2 separate regions of the Homo sapiens genome follow, and region 2 is linked to region 1. The links are chromatin loops, found by intact Hi-C in ENCODE. Cell type or tissue: stomach. All regions are shown on one strand. Links, peaks and the distances in the headings refer to the core of each region. The heading gives the core; the rest is flanking DNA.

Region 1 (9,522 bases), core at 747-8,746:
AATACTACTCTGCAACAAAAAAGAACATATGATTGATATAGGCAACAGCATGCATGAATCTCAAATGTATTACGCTATGCGAAAAGAAGCCAGACTCAAGAGCTCTATATCAAGCTTATCCAACCCGTGGCCCACGCAGCCCAACGCAAATTTATAAACTTTCTTAAAATACTATGAGATGTTTTTTGAGACTTTTTTTTAAAGCTTATTAGCTATCGTTAGTGTTAGTGTAGTCTATGTGTGGCCCAAGACAATTCTTCCAATGTGGCCCAGGGAAGCCAAAAGATTGGCACCCCTGCTCTATGTACTGTATGATTTTATTTATACGTCATTCTGGAAAAAGCTAAGTTACAGAGACAGAAAACATCAGAAGTTGTCAGGGACTGGGGTTGGGAAGGGAGCTGGTTGCATGAGGGAATTTTTGGGGGTGTTGAAAATGGTCTATATCTTAATTGTAGTGATGGTTACATGAAAGTATGTGTTTCTCAAAACTGTACAACAGAGTGAATTTTAACTTATGCAAACCCGCCCATCTTGGTTGCTAAGAGTCTCTATGGCACAGGGGTAAACTGGTGGAACGCCACTCCACGCGGTGACTGGGGGAACCTGGGGATGCATGTAGAGTGTGACGGTGACTGGGGAACCTGGGGATGCATGTAGAGTGTGACGGTGACTGGGGGAACCTGGGGATGCATGTAGAGTGTGACGGTGACTGGGGAACCTGGGGATGCATGTAGAGTGTGACGGTGACGGGGGAACCTGGGGATGCATCTAGAGTGTGACGGTGACTGGGAAACCTGGGGATGCACGTAGAGTGTGATGGTGACTGGGGGAACCTGGGGATGCATGTAGAGTGTGACGGTGACTGGGAAACCTGGGGATGCACGTAGAGTGTGCGGTGACGGGGGAACCTGGGGAGGCACGTAGAGTGTGACGGTGACGGGGGAACCTGGGGATGCACGTAGAGTGTGACGGTGACTGGGGAACCTGGGGATGCATGTAGAGTGTGACGGTGACTGGGGAAACCTGGGGATGCATGTAGAGTGTGACGGTGACTGGGGAACCTGGGGATGCATATAGAGTGTGACGGTGACTGGGGGAACCTGGGGATGCATGTAGAGTGTGACGGTGACTGGGGAACCTGGGGATGCATGTAGAGTGTGACGGTGACTGGGAAACCTGAGGATGCACGTAGAGTGTGACGGTGACGGGGGAACCTGGGGATGCACGCAGAGTGTGACGGTGACTGGGAAACCTGGGGATGCATCTAGAGTGTGACGGTGACTGGGAAACCTGGGGATGCATCTAGAGTGTGACGGTGACTGGGAAACCTGGGGATGCATGTAGAGTGTGACGGTGACGGGGGGGAATCTGGGGATGCATCTAGAGTGTGACGGGGCTGAGGGAGGGCCCACTTTCACCTTGAAATTACAGACAACACTATAAAACAGACAAAGATTTATGTTGGAAAAAAAGAATTTTATGCCCTTTGTCCTTCAACTTTTTCCTTGTTGTAGAGACAATACAACCTTCTTTAGAGATTACAAAGGTATGAAATCTCAGCCTGGTATTCCTCCTCCCTTTACATGTCCTGTTTCACTTAGGCAGAGGTCTCTGTTTCTCCAAAAGAGCAAAGTGTATATTCAAGCTGAAATCAGAGGCCTAGACTAACTAGAGGCCTGCTGGCTGGAAGGGATTAATGTGCACAGAACTTAATAAAAATGAATACTGAAACTATTGTTAATAATAAACACCTGCTAACCTCTAATTAAAAAGTATAAGGACAGCATGGTGGCTGTAATCACAGCACTTTGGGAGGCCAAGGTGGGTGAACTGCTTGAGCTCAGGACTTCAAGACCAGCCTGGGCAACATGGTGAAATCTCATCTCTACAAAAAAATACAAAAATTAGCGGGGTGTGGTAGCATGTACCTGTGGTCCCAGCTACTCAGAAGCTGAGGTGGGAGGATCCCTTGAGCTCAGAAGGTTGAGGCCACAGTGAGCCACTGCATTCCAGCACTGGCAACAAAACAAGATGTTGTCTCAAAAAAAACAAAGTATACTCTGAGAAAAAAAATTTTTTTTTTTTTTTGAGATGGAGTCTCACTCCATCACCCAGGCTGGAGTGCAGTGGTGGGATCTCAGCTCACTGCAACCTCCACCTTGCTGGTTCAAGTGATTCTCCTGCCTTAGCACCCCTAGCAGCTGGGATTACTGGGATTACAGGTGTGCGCCACCATGCCCGGCTACTTTTTGTATTTTTAGTAGAGACAGGGTTTCACCATGTTGGTCAGGCTGGTCTCAAGCTCCTGACCTCAGGTGATCTGCCCGCCTCAGCTTTCCAAAGTGCTGGGATTATAGGCGTGAGCCACGGCGAATGAACCAAGAAATCTGTCATGTTTTCAGTGGGTAAGGGAAAAAACATAAAGTATCCATGTGAAAATAAAGTTTCTCTTCATGTCATTAACAATAAAATGATGAGGATAGCCACCTCCAAAGATATAGCAGATTAAATGAAAAAGTATGCCTCTTATAATGAGGTTACATGACCATAAGGAGCAAGTAGGTTCCATGGAAAAAGATGTGTGTTACAGCAGTACCCAGAAAGCTATGAAAGCAGTGAGCCTGAAGAAGAGAACACATCCCACTCCTACCATAGTGTCTGATCTCCACGCCTCTGCTTCACAACTTAGTCCTTCTAGCACTTTTTGGGTGCTTCAAGAGAGGAAGGAAATGGTACAGAAACGCAGCTTGTACATAAAGGGCACAAGCATGTAAGCATATGCACACATACAAATGCAGAGAAAAGGTCTTTTCATTTAAATGGAGGAAGCTGCCATGTCTACCTCTATAAGCAAAAGTATTAATCATCCACCGTCTGGTTTTAATCCACACGCTCCTGATCCTGCATTTGAATGTATTGTTATCAGGGGAAGAAGCATTTCTGCTCAATCTTATTCACCAGCCAAAAACCTGAAAATGTGAAAACCACATTGGTAGGGTACCTTCTTGGGGACCCAGAAAACTGAGCTGAGCTGCTCTTTTACTGTTTTCTTTACCTTTTTTTTTTTTTTTTTAAAATAATGAACAAATGTCAATTTCAGGGGCACTCAGATTAGATAGAGCTCAGGCCGGGTGCCGTGGTTCACGCCTGTAATCCCAGCACTTCGGGAAGCTGAGGTGGGCAGATCATTTGAGGTCAGGAGTTCGAGACCATCCTGGGCAACATAATGAAACTCTGTCTCTACTAAAAATACAAAAAAAATTAGCCGGGCGTGGTCAGTGGGTGCCTGTAACCCCAGCTACTCCGGAGGCTGAGGCAGGAGAATCGCTTGAACTCGGGAGGTGGAGGATGAAGTGAGCTGAGATTGCACCACTGTACTTCACCCTGGGCAACAGAGAGACACTCCTTCTCAAAAAAAAAAAAAAAAAAAAAAAAAAAAAGAGTTAAAAGCTCAAACTACAGGTCCTTCTATCTTAGAGTGACACTATCCTCAGGGAAATTAGCATCTTTTCTTCTGTTATTTCCCAAAGAGATCCAGCCACACACAACTTGACTAACATCAGCCTGTCAGATGCAAGACTGGGCACCCAGGTGCATCCCTTATGAGCATTTACAAATGAAATGCCAAGCCCAAACAGCAAGCCTTTCCCTCCTGTCTCTGTTTTGTTTTTTTTTGCTTGTTTGTTTTTTGAGACAGGGTCTTGCTGTGTAACCCAGGCTACAGTGCAGTGGCACGATCACTGCTCACTGTAGCCTCGACCTTCCAGGCTCAAGCAATCCTCCCACTTCAGCCTCCAAGTAGCTGGGACTACAAGCATGCAACGCCATGCCTGGCTAATTTTTATTTTTTTGTGGTGACAAGGTCTCACTATGTTGCCCAGACTGGTCTCGAACTTCTGGGCTCGAGCGATCCTCCCGCTTTAGCTTCCCAAAGTGCTGGGATTACAGGCATGGTGTCACCGGGTGTGTCTCCATTCTTCTAGTTCATGCTTTGCTAACAGTAAGGGAAGGGTTTAAAAAAGTGTTTGTATGTATCTCAGCATGTTTCTTCCACTGTTTGTGCTAGAGACCCTCCCTCCTCCTAAGGGTTAACCTAAAAAGGTTCCCAAAGTCCGTATGTGGGCTGAAGTACCTTCTTCAAAGCCATTAGTCACCAACCTTGCAGTCTTACTCCAGACTGCACACGGGGCCACCCATGACACAAAAACTCTGGCAAGATTAGGGGCTAGCAAGAGCAGAAGAAACCACAATATGCCTGAGACTCCCAGGAGAACAGTGACTAGTGCTGGTAGGGAACAGACTGACAGACAAAGCAGACAGACTCTAACCAGGCCTCGCTCTGTTTTCGATGCAACACAAATGTTTTCCATTAAAAGTTCCCTGCCCCACAAACACTCATACATGCAGCTATGAACTCCACATACTCAACTTCTGCTTTTCTGGCACACTGACCCAACTACCTCTCCTGTTCCTCTGGAAGAGAGCAAAGATGAGGGTAAACAGATTTTGGTACCCCTATCACAAAGGTAAGTGGAAGGGAACCACAATTAGAAGCATGCTTACTAAGTACCACCCAACATGAGTATGACTGAGCAGGCCAAAGGGAAGAAGGCAGAAAGCATGGACTTTCCTTTTGCCAAAACCAATCCTGTCTAGCTTTGGATCTTACTGTTTGGCTCTCATGCTTTCAGCTTAAAGTTAGGCTTAACTTTGTAGTAAAGTCTGCAAATGATCTTCATCAGGAGGTGTTGGTCACCAATAAAACCAAAACAGGCAAAAACCTCAGAACACTCATTACAAAGTCTGCAAAATTCTAGTACTAAGCAATCAGGGAATGCTGGCTGATTTGTAACCTGTATTTCAAATGCTTAGAACCAGCTGGGTATTGCAATGGCGACAAGAAGCTGAATTAGAAATCCCTAAACCATCAGCAAGCTCTCCTCCCACCACCAGTAGAACCTGGCCCAGGTGCATTTCTAACCAAAGTCACAGGAGTGGGACACATAAATGTTTGAGTAATTCCTTAAAAGAAAAGAAACCACAAGTAAGAATTTAAGGGAGTAATAAAAAGGGGTGAACATTGAAAAGAAGGGAAGAAGTTAATTTTTTAAATGGCATGTGAGAAATAAAAAGGAAATCCCCTGTTCAGGCAGCTCTGGAGTTCCCTAATTGCACAAGAGCAAAGGACACCCCCACGGAACATGTATGCCTTCTGAAGCCATTGCTCAACCTACACTCATTGTGCAATTTCAATCTTCCAAAGTTTTTTGCTGCACATATGCAAACCACGTTTTCCTCTGCATTCTAGAATTAAGAACAGTTTATCATTATTCTCTTCACTTTAGAGAGGGGTGTATGCATGAGCCAAAAAAGAAAAAAAAAAGTATTGCTAGATAAGCATTCACTACAAATGAGGTTTTATATTATTTCATCTGGTTATTTCTGAGTTTACTGGTAGTTAAGAAACACTTGAATTCACTCTTAGGCAGCTAAAGATTCATTTTTCCTGTCACTGACAATAATGATATCACAAAAAATAGCCCACGAAAACATCAAACCTTCAAAAGCCTTTGTCCTAAATGATGGCAATTCTAGAGTATTTGAAACAGTTAAAAGTGGAAGTCCCTACTGTGTAGTCAAAATTCCACCGGAAGGCTAAGCGCCGTGGCTCATGCCTATAATCCCAGCACTTTGGGAGGCTAAGGCAGGTAGATCGCTGGAGATCAGGAGTTGAGACCAGCCTGGGCAACATGGCGAAACCATGGCTCTACGAAAATTACAAAAATTAGACAGGTGTGGTGGCGTGCACCCATAGTCCCAGCTACTGGGGAGGCTAAGGTGGGAGGATCCCTTGGGAAACAGAGCAAGACCCTGTTTCAAAAAAAAAAAAAAAAAGTTTGCTGTTCAAGACTATGTTTAAAAAAAAAAAAAAAAGGCAAACCAGTCACAGACCACGAGAAATATTCACAGGATGTATATCTGACAAGTATTTGTGTCAAGAATATTTGAAGAACTCTTATAACTCAATAAGAAAACACCCCAATGTTTAAAAATGGCCAACAGATTAGAACATTTCCCAAATGAGGATATAATAATTGTCAGTAAACTCATAAAAAGATGCTCATCATTATTCAGGAAAATGACTATTAAAACTATGGCCAGGCACAGTGGCTCACGCCTGTAATCTCAGCACTTTGGGAGGCCGAGGCGGGTGGATCATTTGAGGTCAGAAGTTCGAGACCAGTCTGGCCAACATGGTGAAACCCTGTCTCTGCTAAAAATATGTAAAAAAATTAGGTGGGTGTGTGGTGGCATGCTACAGCTGTAATCCCAGCTACTTGAGAGGCTGAGGTAGGAGAATTGCTTTAACCCAGGAGACGGAGGCTGCAGTGAGCTGAGATCACGCCACTACACTCCAGTGTGGGTGACAGCGAGACTCTGTCTCAAACAAACAAACAAAAAAACCCTCCAAAAACATAAAACCAAAATGAGATACTACTTCACACTTACTAGCATGTCTAAAACTATAAAGATCAGAAATACCAAGTGTTGGCAAGAATATGAGCAACTAGAACGCTCACATATTGCTAGTGGGAGTATAAAAGGGTGTAATCACTTCAAAAAAGTTTGGAAGCTTCTTTTAAAGTTAGATATATACTTAAATGACTAAGCAATTCTACTCCTGGATATTTATCCAAGAGAAATGAAAATATATGACCACAAAAAAACCTGTACATTAATGTTCACAGTATCTTTTTCATAACCCCTCCAAAATAAAAACAGCCAAAATATCTATCAACAAGTGAATGGATAAACTGTGATATATCCATACAATGGAATACTACTCATCAATAAACGACTGAAAAAATATAATGCCCAATATGGATGAATCTCAGACGTTATGCTGAGTGACAAAACAAAGACATAAGAGTATATACTATATGATTCCATGTATATGAAATTTTATAACAGGCAAATCTAATCTATAGTGAGAATAATTAGATCAGTAGCTGCCTGGGGCAGGGAGTAGGATGGGGGATAGAGGCACTTGGGAACATTTTGTGGAGAAGGAAATATTCTATACCTTGATTGAAGTGGTCCTTATGCAGAATATATAAATATTCTGTATCTTGATACGGGTATATATACACCCATACATTCAAATGTATACCTTTCATTGTATGTAAATATATATTAGTAAGTTGATTAATGAAGTAAAGGTATTAACTATAAATTTATTTTTAATTAATTTTTTTGAGACAGATCTCACTCTATTGCCCAGGCTGGAGTGCAGTGGTGCAATCTCAGCTCACTGCAGCCTCCGCCTCCTGGGTTCAAGTGATTCTTGTGCCTCAGCCTCCCAAGTAGCTGGGATTACAGGGTGCACAACCAAACCTGGTTAATTTTTGTATTTTTAGTAGAGACAGGGTTTCACCATACTGCCCAGGCTAGTCTCGAACCCCTGACCTCTGGTGAACCGCCTGCCTCGGCCTCCCAAAGTGCTGGGATTACAGGCATGAGCCACCGCGCCTGGCCTTCAATTGTTTTGAATATCTAAAATTATGGGCTGGGTACAGTGGCTCATGCCTGTAATTCCAGCACTTTAGGATGCCAAGGCAGGAGGATCACCTAAACCTAGGAGTTCAAGGCCAGCCCAGGCAACATAGTGGGACCCCGTTTCCACAAAAAATTTAAAAATTAGCCAGGTGTGATGGCGTGCGCCTATAGTCCCCAGCTACTCAAGGGACTGAGGTGGGAGGATTGCTTGAGCCTGGGAAGTCAAGGCTGCAGTGAGCCATGATTGTATCACTGCCCTCCACCCTGGACAACAGGGCAAGACCCTGTCTCAAAAAAATAAATAAAATAAAAGTAAATATAATTATGAAGTAAAAATATATATTCTTTTACATATATGATATTATATTAGTAAAGAAAACTAAAAAGGGTGAGACAAAAAGTACCAGGGCAGAAGTTTAAATCAAAGTTTCTTTTTCTATCATACATTCTCCTCTTAACCAATTTTAATTTTATATTTATTAAGTCTTGAGACAAAGGTTGTATGTATGTATGTAGGTAGGTAGGTAGGAAGGCTAGGCAGGTAGGCATGCTCACATAACTGACCCTTTTTTTTTTTTTTTTTTAGAGATGGAGTTTTGCTCTGGTTGCCCAGGCTGGAGTGCAGGGGCGCGATCTTGGCTCACTGCAACCTCTGCCTCCTGGGTTCAAGCAATTCTGCCTCAGCCTCCCGAGTAGCTGGGATTACAGGCGTGCATCACCAAGCCTGGCTAATTTTGTACTTTTAGTAGAGATGGGGTTTCATCATGTTGGCCAGACTGTTCTCAAACTCCCGACCTCAGGTTGATCAGCCTGCCTCGGCCTCTCAAAGTGCTAGGATTACAGGCATGAGCCACCAATCCCGGCCTTTATTTATTTATTTTTTTTTTTGAGACAGAGTCTCACACACTGTCACCCGGGCTGGAGTGCAATGGTGCGACCTCGGCTCACTAATCTTCAGGTTTTCATATACCAGTCATCATCATTAATTACTGTTCATCTATAAGCAATCTTGCCTCCAAAGTTTGGAGTCCAGGACATTGTCCTGATCTTCTGGTCCTCAGACATTGCACTGCCACTACTCTTATATTTTTGCCCTTGAACACACCTCCTAAATGATGTAGATAAGACTACATACATTTAGTACCACTCAGAGCACTCTCAAGTCTCAAGGATTTGTCTAAAAAAAAAAAAAATCAAATTCTCTCTTCAAAGACTCAAATTCTAGACTTTGAGGTGCTTTTGAATCCAGGGCATTCCAAGATTTGAAGAACATTCAATCCAGAGGGAAAGATGCTGATAAATTCAGTCTGAGCATTCTATTCCACTCATATGAACCTTTCCTTCTTTGTTTATCCTCGGGAACTATTCTGAGTCCCTTTAAATATCTATGAAATGATAGAGAGGGAGGTCTAAGAAGGAGAAACTATCTCAAAGGGTAAGAACAAAAGACTTATGTGTAAGGCTCCCTGAGATGGCATCGTTTATACAACAGATAAAAGTCAATAACTTCCTATAAAACATCTAATGATTGAGGACTAAACAAATATTATAATATATTCATACAATATTGTGCAGCTCTTAAATTCATGTTATAGGTAAACATGGAAATATATATTTATTGCTAAGTGAACAAAGTACATTACAAAACAAAACATAAAGTTTGATTCTATTTCTGTTAAAAAGCAAAAATTGGCCAGGCGAGGTGGCTCACGCCTGTAATCCCAGCACTTTGGGAGGCCGAGGCGGCCAGATCACGAGGTCAGGAGATCGAGACCATCCTGGCTAACATGGTGAAACCCCGTCTCTACTAAAAATATAAAAAAAATTAGCCAGGCGTGGTGGTGGGCGCCTATAGTCCCAGCTACTCGGGAGGCTGAGGCAGGAGAATGGTGTGAACCCAGGAGGTGGAGCTTGCAATAAGCCCAGATTGCACCACTGCACTCCAGCCTGGGCGACAGAGTG
Region 2 (9,522 bases), core at 496-8,495, 53 kb before region 1:
TGTTGCCCAGGCTGGCGTGCAGTGGCACAATCTTGGCTCACTGAAATCTCCACCTCCCAGATCTAAGCAATTCTTCTGCCTCAGCCTCCTGGGCAACAGGGATTACAGGCAAGTGCCACCATACCCAGCTAGTTTTTGTATTTTTTGTAGAGATGAGGTTTTGCCATGTTGGCCAGGCTAGTCTCAAACTCCTGGCCTCAAATGACTCGCCCGCCTCGGCCTTCCAAAGTGTTCAAGTACAGGAGTGAGCCACCGTCCCTGGCCTAATCTTTGTATTTTTTTTAGAGATGGGTTTTCACCACATTGGCCAGTCTGGGCTTGAACTCCTGGCCTCAAGTGATCTGCCCTCCTTCACCTACCAAAGTGCTGGGATTATAGGCATAAGCCACTGGTGCCCGACTTTGTTTGTTTTCTTTTTACCTAACACTACTCCTTGGCTATGGATTCCACTTTGAATTCAATGAATTAGTATTTCTTGAGATAGGACCTTAGAATGTGTACTTTTAAACATTTTATTCTATGAGACAGGGTTTTGCTCTCTCACCTAGGCTGGAGTGCTGTGGTGTAAACACGGCTCACTGCAGTCTCAACCTATCGAGTAGCTGGGAATACAGGCGCACACCATCACATCCAGCTAATTTTTAAAAAATGTTTTGTAGAGATGGGGTCTCGCGATATTGAACAGGCTGGTCTTGAACTCCCAGGCTCAAGAGATCCCCCTGCTTCAGCTTCCCAAAGTGCTAGGATTACAGGTGTGAGCCACAGCACCTGGCCAGAATGTATTGCACAGGCTGGTCTTGAACTCCTAGGCTCAAGAGATCCCCCTGCTTCAGCCTCCCAAAGTGCTGGGATTACAGGTGTGGGCCACAGCACCTGGCCAGAATGTGTGTAAGTGTTCCAGGTACTTATGAACACTGAGTTTTAGAATTACTGCTTTAAAGGATGGAAGGTTAGGTCAAAGTGGTCACAATTTTACTAGACTCTTCAAAATGCAACTCTATTTTTCAAAGGTGCAAACACTACTACTATCTATATATTTTTTGAGACAGGGTCTTGCTCTGTCACCCAGGCTGGAGTACAGTGGCGTGATCAAAGCTCACTGCAACCTTGAACTCCTGGACTCAAGTAATCCTCCTGCCTCAGCCTCCCAAGTGGCTGGGACGACAGTCATGCATCACCATGCCCAGCTAATTTTTGAATTTTTATTTTTGTAGAGATGGGGCCTCGCTATGCTGCCAGGACTGGTCTTGAACTCCTGGTCTCAAGCAGTCCTTCTGCTTTGGCCTCCCAAAGTGTTGGGGTTACAGCCGTGAGCCACTGCACCCAACCTACTTTATATTTTTCATGATACTTTTAGGATCTAGAAATCCTCTGCACTCTTTGATGCAGTTACTACATCCAGATGATGTAGATGAGGAAACTAAAATTCAAATAAATTCAATGACATTCTCAGGAGAACTAAGATCCAAAGCCAGATAAAATGACTTCCTCATTCAAGGTTTACCAGCTCACCAGCGCTACCTTCCTGGAAGAGTGCCATCGGCCTTCCGGGACGTAATAAAACCTGCTGCATGCCTCACTCACCCTTCGCAGCCACAGCGAACACCGAGCGAATGGTTACTACAAGCCAGGCACTGTGCCAAATGCTTTACACGAACCAACTCGTGATCCCCACAACCTCATGAAGTAGATACTGTCACTGCTTCGATTATAGAGGTGAGGAAATTAAGGCACAGAGAAGTAACTTGCTCAGGAAATGCAGCCAGTAACTGCAGGGGCCGGACTGTTCTAACTGCCACAGCTCTCCATGATCCAGAACATTCACAGGTGTTTCAGAGACCCTCACCATCTCCCCAAGGAGAAAGCTCTTCTCTTGCCTGGAAATTCACAGAAGAAGAGAAAAAGGCAGCCTCTCAGAGCTGATTTCTTGAAGACTGAACTCTTCTGGGCATGGTGCACTCCTCCTGGGTGGGTGACACGCCACAGTCTAGGACAAGCAGGGCCTAGTGGAACGACAGTGTCGTGGCCTCCTAACTTGTGTGCTCTCAGGCAAATTACTGAGCCCTGTCTGCAAGATGCTAATAACTCTGAAGATCTATATTCCTAGTCCTTTACAAAATTTTATTATAAATTGACAATTTATATTTGTGTTTATTTACAAGGGTACAAAGTGATATATTTTATGAATACAATGTATAATAATTAAACCCAGCTAATTAACATACCCATCACCTCAAATACTTATCATTTTATTGTGGTGAGAAAATTTGAAATTTACTCTTAAAGGAATTTTTTTTTCTTTTAGACAGGGTCTTGCTCTGTCACCCAGGCTGGAGTGCAGTGGTGTGATCAAGACTCACTGCAGTCTTCACTTCCCAGGCTCAAGTGATCTTCCCGCCTCAGCCTCCCAAGTAGCTGGGACTACAGGCGTGGACCACCACATCCTGCTAATTTCATTTTTTTTTTTTTTTTTTTTTTTTTTAGAGATGAGGTCTCACTATGTTGCCCAGGCTGGTTTGAGCTCCTGGTGTCAAGTGATCATCCTGCCTCAGCCTCGCAAAATGTTGGGATTACAGTTGTGAGTGACCACGTCTGACCTCTTAAAGCAATTTTAAATGTACAGTGCTGTATTTTTATGCTCACCATGCTGTTCAACAGATCTCAGAAAAACACACACCCATCTTTCTCCCATGGAACTGACGCTTTGAACCCTTTGACCATCATCTCCCCATTTCCCAGCCTCTGTAGCCACCATCCTACTCTCTGCTTTTATGAGCTGGACTCTTTCAGATTCTACATGTAAGTGAGAACATATGGTATGTGTCTTTCCGTGCCTGGCTTATTTCACTCAGCATAATGCTCTTCAATTCCACCCATGTTGCTGAAAACAACAGAATTTCTTTTTAAAGGCCAAATAGTACTCCATTGTGTGTATGTCCCACCTTTTCTTTATCCATTCATCTGTTGATGGACACTCAGACTAATTCCATAACTTGGTTATTGTGACTAATGCTGCAGTGAACCTGGGAGTCCAGACATCTCTTCAACCAACTGATTTCAAATCTTTTGGGTGAATGCCCAGAATTGGGATTACTCTCTTTCCATTCTTACAGGTTTCTGTGATTCTGGGCAGTCATCTTGGAAAGGAGGAAAGGATCGTTCTGCCACTGAGCTTGATGGAGGAGCTCAGCTCTGTCATAGGGGACAGTGCCAAGAGCTGGGCTTGGCCTTTTTGGAAGGGTTAAAGATTCAGAATGCGAACTAACAGTGAGAGGCTAGAGATTACTCTGATGGAAAAGGGTGGTATAGGTTACTCTCATATGATAAGCCACTCAGGAAGACTTGGAGGGTTTTATGGAATCATTAGCACAGAGCTCCCCTCTGGCCACAGAGCAGAGGAAGAAACAGCGGACCAGTTTATAAAGCTACAGAGCGGAAAATTTCTGTTGCTGTCCAAACTAAGTTTTTGGCTTTCTGTGAAGCTTGGAAAGACTTATACTGATGTTTTAATCACCTGTTTAGTGTTCTGAGGACTCTTGTCAGCGGCCTCACTGAGCTTGCTCCAGCAGGCAGTGGGGAACGGCTGGCTCTCGCCCCACGCTCTTCTTGTGAGCTGTTTCTTTCCCATGACCACCTCCAACACCCTGTAGCTCCCATTGGGCCACTTGGAGGGTATAAGCCAAACCTGTGAGCCCTATAGGAGACTGAGCACACTCTTTTGGGCTAACTCATCACCGGATCTAAAGTCAGGAAAGACCCCTTAATAAGAGCCTTGGTGCAAAGAGGTAAGAAGTCGTCTCAAGATTAGTCTGCCAGCAACACCTCTGTGATGGCACAGAGAAAGCAGGCTTGACTTCCAGGAGAATCACCATCAACACATTCTTTTTTTTTTTTTTTCAGTTGGAATCTTGTTCTGTAGCCCAGGCAGGAGTGTAATGGCACGATCTCAGCTCACTGCAACCTCTGCTTCCCAGGTTCAAGTCATTCTCCTGCCTCAGCCTCCCGAGTAGCTGGGACTACAGGCGCCCACCACCTCGCCCGGCTAATTTTTTGTATTTTTAGTAGAGACGGGGTTTCACCATGTTAGCCAGGATGGTCTTGATCTCCTGACCTCGTGATCCGCCCACCTCGGCCTCCCAAAGTGCTGGGATTACAGGCGTGAGCCACCGCGCCCGGCCACACCTGGCTAATTTTTGTATTTTTAGTACAGACAGGGTTTCACCATGTTGGCCAGGCAGGTCACGAATTCCTGATTTCAAGGGTTCCGTCTGCCTCAGCTTCCCAAATTGCTGGGATTACAAGCTTGAGCCACTGTGCCTGGCCACCATCCAGACATTCTAAAGCACTTGGGTATTTATTGTGAAAAGAAGTCCTCACAAGTGACAATGCATACTGAACAAATTCAGGGCAGGGAAAGTTCTAGAAAGAAAAACCCATGAGCATGCCAGAAGCTCTTTAAAGAGGTTAAGGGGGTTGAAAAAAAAAAAGGTTCAGGGTAGTGGCAGGTAGAGCAAGTTAGCATCTTACTTCCTCTGCAATTTTCATTGATCACGCTTTCTTGGTGGCCTAAATATCCCATTTTACTGGGAAAGCTGTGGTGTAGATGAAGTGGTGACAGATGGTTACTAGGAATTATGTTATTTCATTTGATTATCATGGTAATCCTGTGAGACAGGAAGAGGAAACTAAAGCTCAGAAAAAGCAAGTGATGAAGTGATGAAGCTGGGCTTTGAACCCAGATTTGTCTTACTCCAAAGTTTGTGCTCAGTTCATTATATTATAATATGGCCTCTTATGAAGGTAATGGCACTTTCACAAAGAGTATAGGGAAAGGTCTCTACTTCAAGTCATCTTTTTTTTTGGGAGACAAGGTCACACTCTGTTGCCCAGGCTGAGTGCAATGGTGTGATCTTGGCTCACTGCAGCCTCAACCTCCCAGGTTCAAGTGATCCTCCCACTTCAGCCTCCTGAACATCTAGGACTACAGGTATGCACCACCACACCCAGCTAATTTTTTTTTTTTTTTTTTTTTTTTGTAGAGATGGGGTCTCACCATGTTACCCAGGCTGCTCTCAAACTCCTGGACTCAAGCAATCCTCCCGCCTCGACCTCCCAAAGTGCTGGGATTACAGGCGTGAGCCACTGCACTCAGCCTACTTCAAGTCTTTCTCACTTAAAAAATATTACACTCAGCCGGGCGTGGTGGCTCACACCTGTAATCCCAGCACTTTGGGAGGCCAAGGTGGGTGGATCACCTGAGGTCAGGAGTTTGAGACCAGCCTGGCCAACATGGTGAAACCCAATCTCTACTAAAAATACAAAAATTAGCCGGGCGTGGTGGCAGGTGCCTGTAATCCCAGCTACCTGGGAGGCTAAGGCAGAATTGCTTGAACTTGGGAGGCGGAGAGTGCAGTGAGCCAAGACCGCGCCACTGCACTCCAGCCTGAGCAACAAGAGCAAAACTCTGTCTCAAAAATAAATAAATAAATAAATAAATAACACTTGCCCAGACTCAGCAGTAGCCTAAAGGCCCTCAGGACAGAAGAAACAGTTCTGACGAATTTGCCTTTAGAGGAACACAAATTGAATGGGTGCTTGGCTAAGCTACAGGCAAGAAAAGAAATACTGAAATTTAAAATTTCTCAGGATACCTGCCCTAAAAAGAGTTCTATCACTTAGATTCATTTCATTTCACTGGACATAATATGGGCAAAACCTCAGCTGAATACTTGATGAGCTGAATGAATATAGGAAACTAGTAACTGCCAGATGTTAAGTTTTAAGACCTATATGTGGGTAACCTCTGAAAGTTGTCTGCACCACAGCCTTGAACTTTTCTACTGAATGTAAAGAGTAAAGTCCATCATGAAGACAGGAAAATGGAAATCAAAGCTCCCTCCTGATACTTGGCACCCAAAGGCTCCACAAATCTGTCAATCCAAGTAACTTTTACTTTGCAAGCAACAGGGTGTGTTACTTATCTGGCAACGCTTGATCTTGGAGAAGGTATGAAGGAGGAGAAGAGAGAATAATAGTTTACTTCTCAGTGGAAAAACCAGGCTTAAGGAGGAGATACTGATTTCTGATTGAGTTCTCAGGGAGACCTTCTCTGCCATAGAATTTTCCCTTTCCACCCCATCACTTTTCTTCTTGTCTCTTTTCTTACTAAGGGAAGTTTCTTCAAACTGCTGTCTCTGGCTCAAAGTTAATTTCCCTTTGGCCAAAGCACTCTGCACATGCCATTGTTCCATGCCCTGTTATGCCAGAGTTCAAGCAGATAAGCCACCAACGTGCCTTTTAATAAAGGAAGGGAGGGGGGTCTCTCAAGGGAACTCTGCTTACTGGGGGAAAAGAGAGTCCTATAGCAGCAAAGGCACATACTACCATTCCTCGGTGACCTCAGAGGAGTCTATTTACAAAGGCTATAGTTAGAGAGGAAAGGGCAAGAAGGAAGGGAAAGAGAGGGAGACCATGACCAGAGAGGTCTTATGTCCCACAGGAATAACTCCGAGGACAAGGGAAAGGCTGTCCTGTCACAAGGGCAAAATTAACCAGACCCAGCCGATTATGAGAGAGGGAAGGAGGATGCTGGGAACATGAAGGGGGCAAAGCTTACAGGCCACTACATATATGGGGGAATGCAGGAGGAAAATGTTTCAAAGCTGATGACAAGGCAGACAGGAAACCTCCGTGTCCCTGCTGACAGGAAAGAAAGAGTGAAAGAAATTCTGGGATCTTCTCTCTAGGCAGGAATTTTTTTTTTTTTTTTGAGACAGAGTCTCGGTTTGTCGCCCAGGCTGGAATGCAATTGTGCGATCTCGGCTCACTGCAACCTCCGCCTCCCGGGTTCTAGCAATTCTCCTGCCTCAGTCTCCCAAGTAGCTGGGATTACAGGCATGTGCCACCACGCCTGGCTGAGTTTTGTATTTTTAGTAGAGACGTTTAGTATTTCAGTACTTAGTAGTTTAGTATTTTAGCCTGACATGTTGGTCATGCTAGTCTTGAACTCCTGACCTCAGGTGATCTGCCCACCTTGGCCTCCCAAAGTGCTGGGATTATAGGTGTGAGCCACTGTGCCCAGACTCTATGCAGGATTCCTAATAGGCATGTGAAGTTCCCTGTCTTCCCATGGGTGTGCTGACAGCTGGAAATCCTGCCCTTTGGGTCAGGCAGGGCAGGGATCTAGACCTCTCGGGAGTTCATGAAGAGGTTCACTAAGGACTGAAACCATGATCCCAAACACAAATGGGGACTGTCATTTCCTGTTGGGTTTCCATGCTGTAAAAAAGTGGGGGAGAAATGCCAGCTACGAAGTACTATGTCTTCTATGGAAAATGGAGTATGCAGTGTATCTGGCTCCTGGTTCTGACTTGTAAATCTAAGTGAGAACTAGTTGTTAGCTGCTAGAGGATTATAGTGTTAAACAGACATTCTACCACCCAACCTGCCAGCCTTTCTGCTCACTGTCTCTGGGCCTCTAGGTAGCTGATGACACAGTTGTCTTGAGCCTCCATAGGAAGGGCAGTCTTGGGCTGGGGCAGCTCCTCTGGGCACTAGTTCACTGCTCTGTGTTCTTAAACAGCTCTGATGGAACAAGCCATCTGTGAGGGTTATTTAACTTGGAGCTGGAAGAGGGTGAGGATGTGGAAAAAATAAACTGAACAGCCAATGGATGGGGCCAGAGAGAGAGAGAAGGCAGGTGGCATGTTCATGGGACTGCGTGCCAGGGCCAAGCGGGGTGGGACTGCAGAAAGGAATGGTGCCGAAAGGAGGCCAGCATGGGAGGGGCTGGAACACCCAGGACAGCAGAATTTTATTTCCAAAATGGTATTTTGTTGTTCTCCTTCAAGGGCACCCAAGTCCTCACTTTAGAGTTCTATTTCTGGGAGAATCTTGGAATAGTGTAACTAAGCACACCTGCCTCGCCTTCTGAAAAGCTACCTGAACCTTGCCCAATTTCTGAGCCTTAGCCTACAAGATAAATCTAACAGGTTTTTTTTTGTTTTGTTTTGTTTTTTACATCCAATGCCTCAAAATAATGGCAACAGCTAAGTGGGTAGAAAACGGAAATGAAGGATTACAGAGAATTTGCATGAATTACAGAAAACAGCTATAGAAACTACAGGATGATCCAGAAGGAGACATGGGAATCTGATGTGTGACTGAGTTGTAACTGGACCTCTTTGGAGTCTTCTTAGCCACTCTCCAATCCCCAGCGTCCACTATGAAAACACATATTGAAACTTTCATTTTTAAAAATCTTGCCAGGCGCAGTGACTCACGCCTGTAATCCCAGGCCTTTGAAAGGCCGAGGCGGGCGGGTAACTTGAGGTCAGGTGTTCGAGACCAGCCTGGCCAACATAGTGAAACCCTGTCTCTACTAAAAATACAAAAATTAACCAGGCCCACGCCTGCAAACCTGCAGGTGCACACCTGCAGTCCCAGCTACCCAGGAGGCTGAGGCAGAAGAATTGCTTGAATCTGGGAGGCAGAGGTTGTAGTGAGCCGAGATTGTGTCACTGCACTCCAGCCTGGGCCACAAAGCGAGACTCTGTCTCAGATAATAATAATAATAAAAAAATTCTGAGCCAGGTGTGGTGGCTCATCCCTTTAATTCCAGAACTTTGGGAGGCCAAGGTGGGTGGATCACCTGAGGGTTAGGAGTTTGAGAACAGCCTGGCCAATACAGCGAAGACCCGTCTCTGCTAAAAATATAAAAAAATTAGTCGCGCATGGTGGCGGGCGCCTGTAATCGCAGCTACTCGGGAGGCTGAGGTGGTAGAATCACTTGAATCCAGGAGTTGGAGGTTGCAGTGAGTTGAGGATTACACCACTGCACTCCAGCCTGGGCGACAGAGCAAAAAAACCTAGGCATTTTCACTTATTTTATCTCATTTAATCCTTACTAAAATCTTATGAAATAACTAATGTCATCCCCATTTTTCAGAGAGTAAACTCAACCCCAGAGACAATACATTAATTATCTGGCGTTTTCTCATGACTAGCACAGAGCATAATAAAGGCTATGACATCTATCTAGAACAGGAAGATGTATTTTTCTGCAGGTTGTCCTGGCAAAATAGCATTAGAGTTGACAGTATCTCATCTGATCCATTCCTGATTACCAAGTCTATGTAGTATATTCTCACAGGATTTGAAAAAGAGACCAAAAAGCTGCTGTTAGAATATATGTCTCTCTTTTTTTTTTTGAGATGGAGACTTGCTTTGTCACCCAGGCTGGAGTGCGGTGGCACAATCTTGGCTCACTCCAACCTCCACCTCCTGGGTTCAAGTGATTCTCGTGCCTCAGCCTCGTAAGTAGCTGTGATTATAGGCGCGTGCCACCACGCCTGGTTAATTTTTGTATTTTTAGTAGAGACAGGGTTTCGCCATGTTGGCCAGCCTGGTCTTGAATTGCTGGCCTCAAGTGATCCGCCTGCCTCAGCCTCTCAAAGTGCTGGGATTACAGGTGTGAGCCACCGTGCATGGCCTTTCTCATTCTTTATTAAATATTTTCAAGGC

What was found. Hi-C counts contacts between places; a loop is a spot of excess contacts. Peaks named below come from ENCODE experiments on the same cell type or tissue, not always from the same donor. Only the 100,000 strongest peaks of a DNase experiment are listed, where the experiment ranks them.
Region 2: it touches region 1 in a loop (1.9-fold over the local background); 9 of 110 quality-filtered maps call a loop at or near these places.

The regions. Positions count from the first base shown.
Region 1 is chr17:2,152,980-2,162,501 of GRCh38, forward strand. The region is part of intron 13 of SMG6 (SMG6 nonsense mediated mRNA decay factor); the gene reads right to left. Among named protein-coding and RNA genes, the nearest start is that of SMG6-AS1, 68 kb to the left of the region's middle. In stomach, for the core only: no CTCF peak of the experiment used is centred there; a DNase peak (open chromatin) is centred at 5,212; H3K27ac peaks cover 619 bases.
Region 2 is chr17:2,100,073-2,109,594 of GRCh38, forward strand. The region is part of intron 13 of SMG6 (SMG6 nonsense mediated mRNA decay factor); the gene reads right to left. SMG6-AS1 (SMG6 antisense RNA 1) reads left to right here. Exons shown (of 2, transcript NR_199038.1): 2 at 1,050-2,231. Among named protein-coding and RNA genes, the nearest start is that of SMG6-AS1, 15 kb to the left of the region's middle. In stomach, for the core only: no CTCF peak of the experiment used is centred there; no DNase peak of the experiment used is centred there; H3K27ac peaks cover 3,033 bases.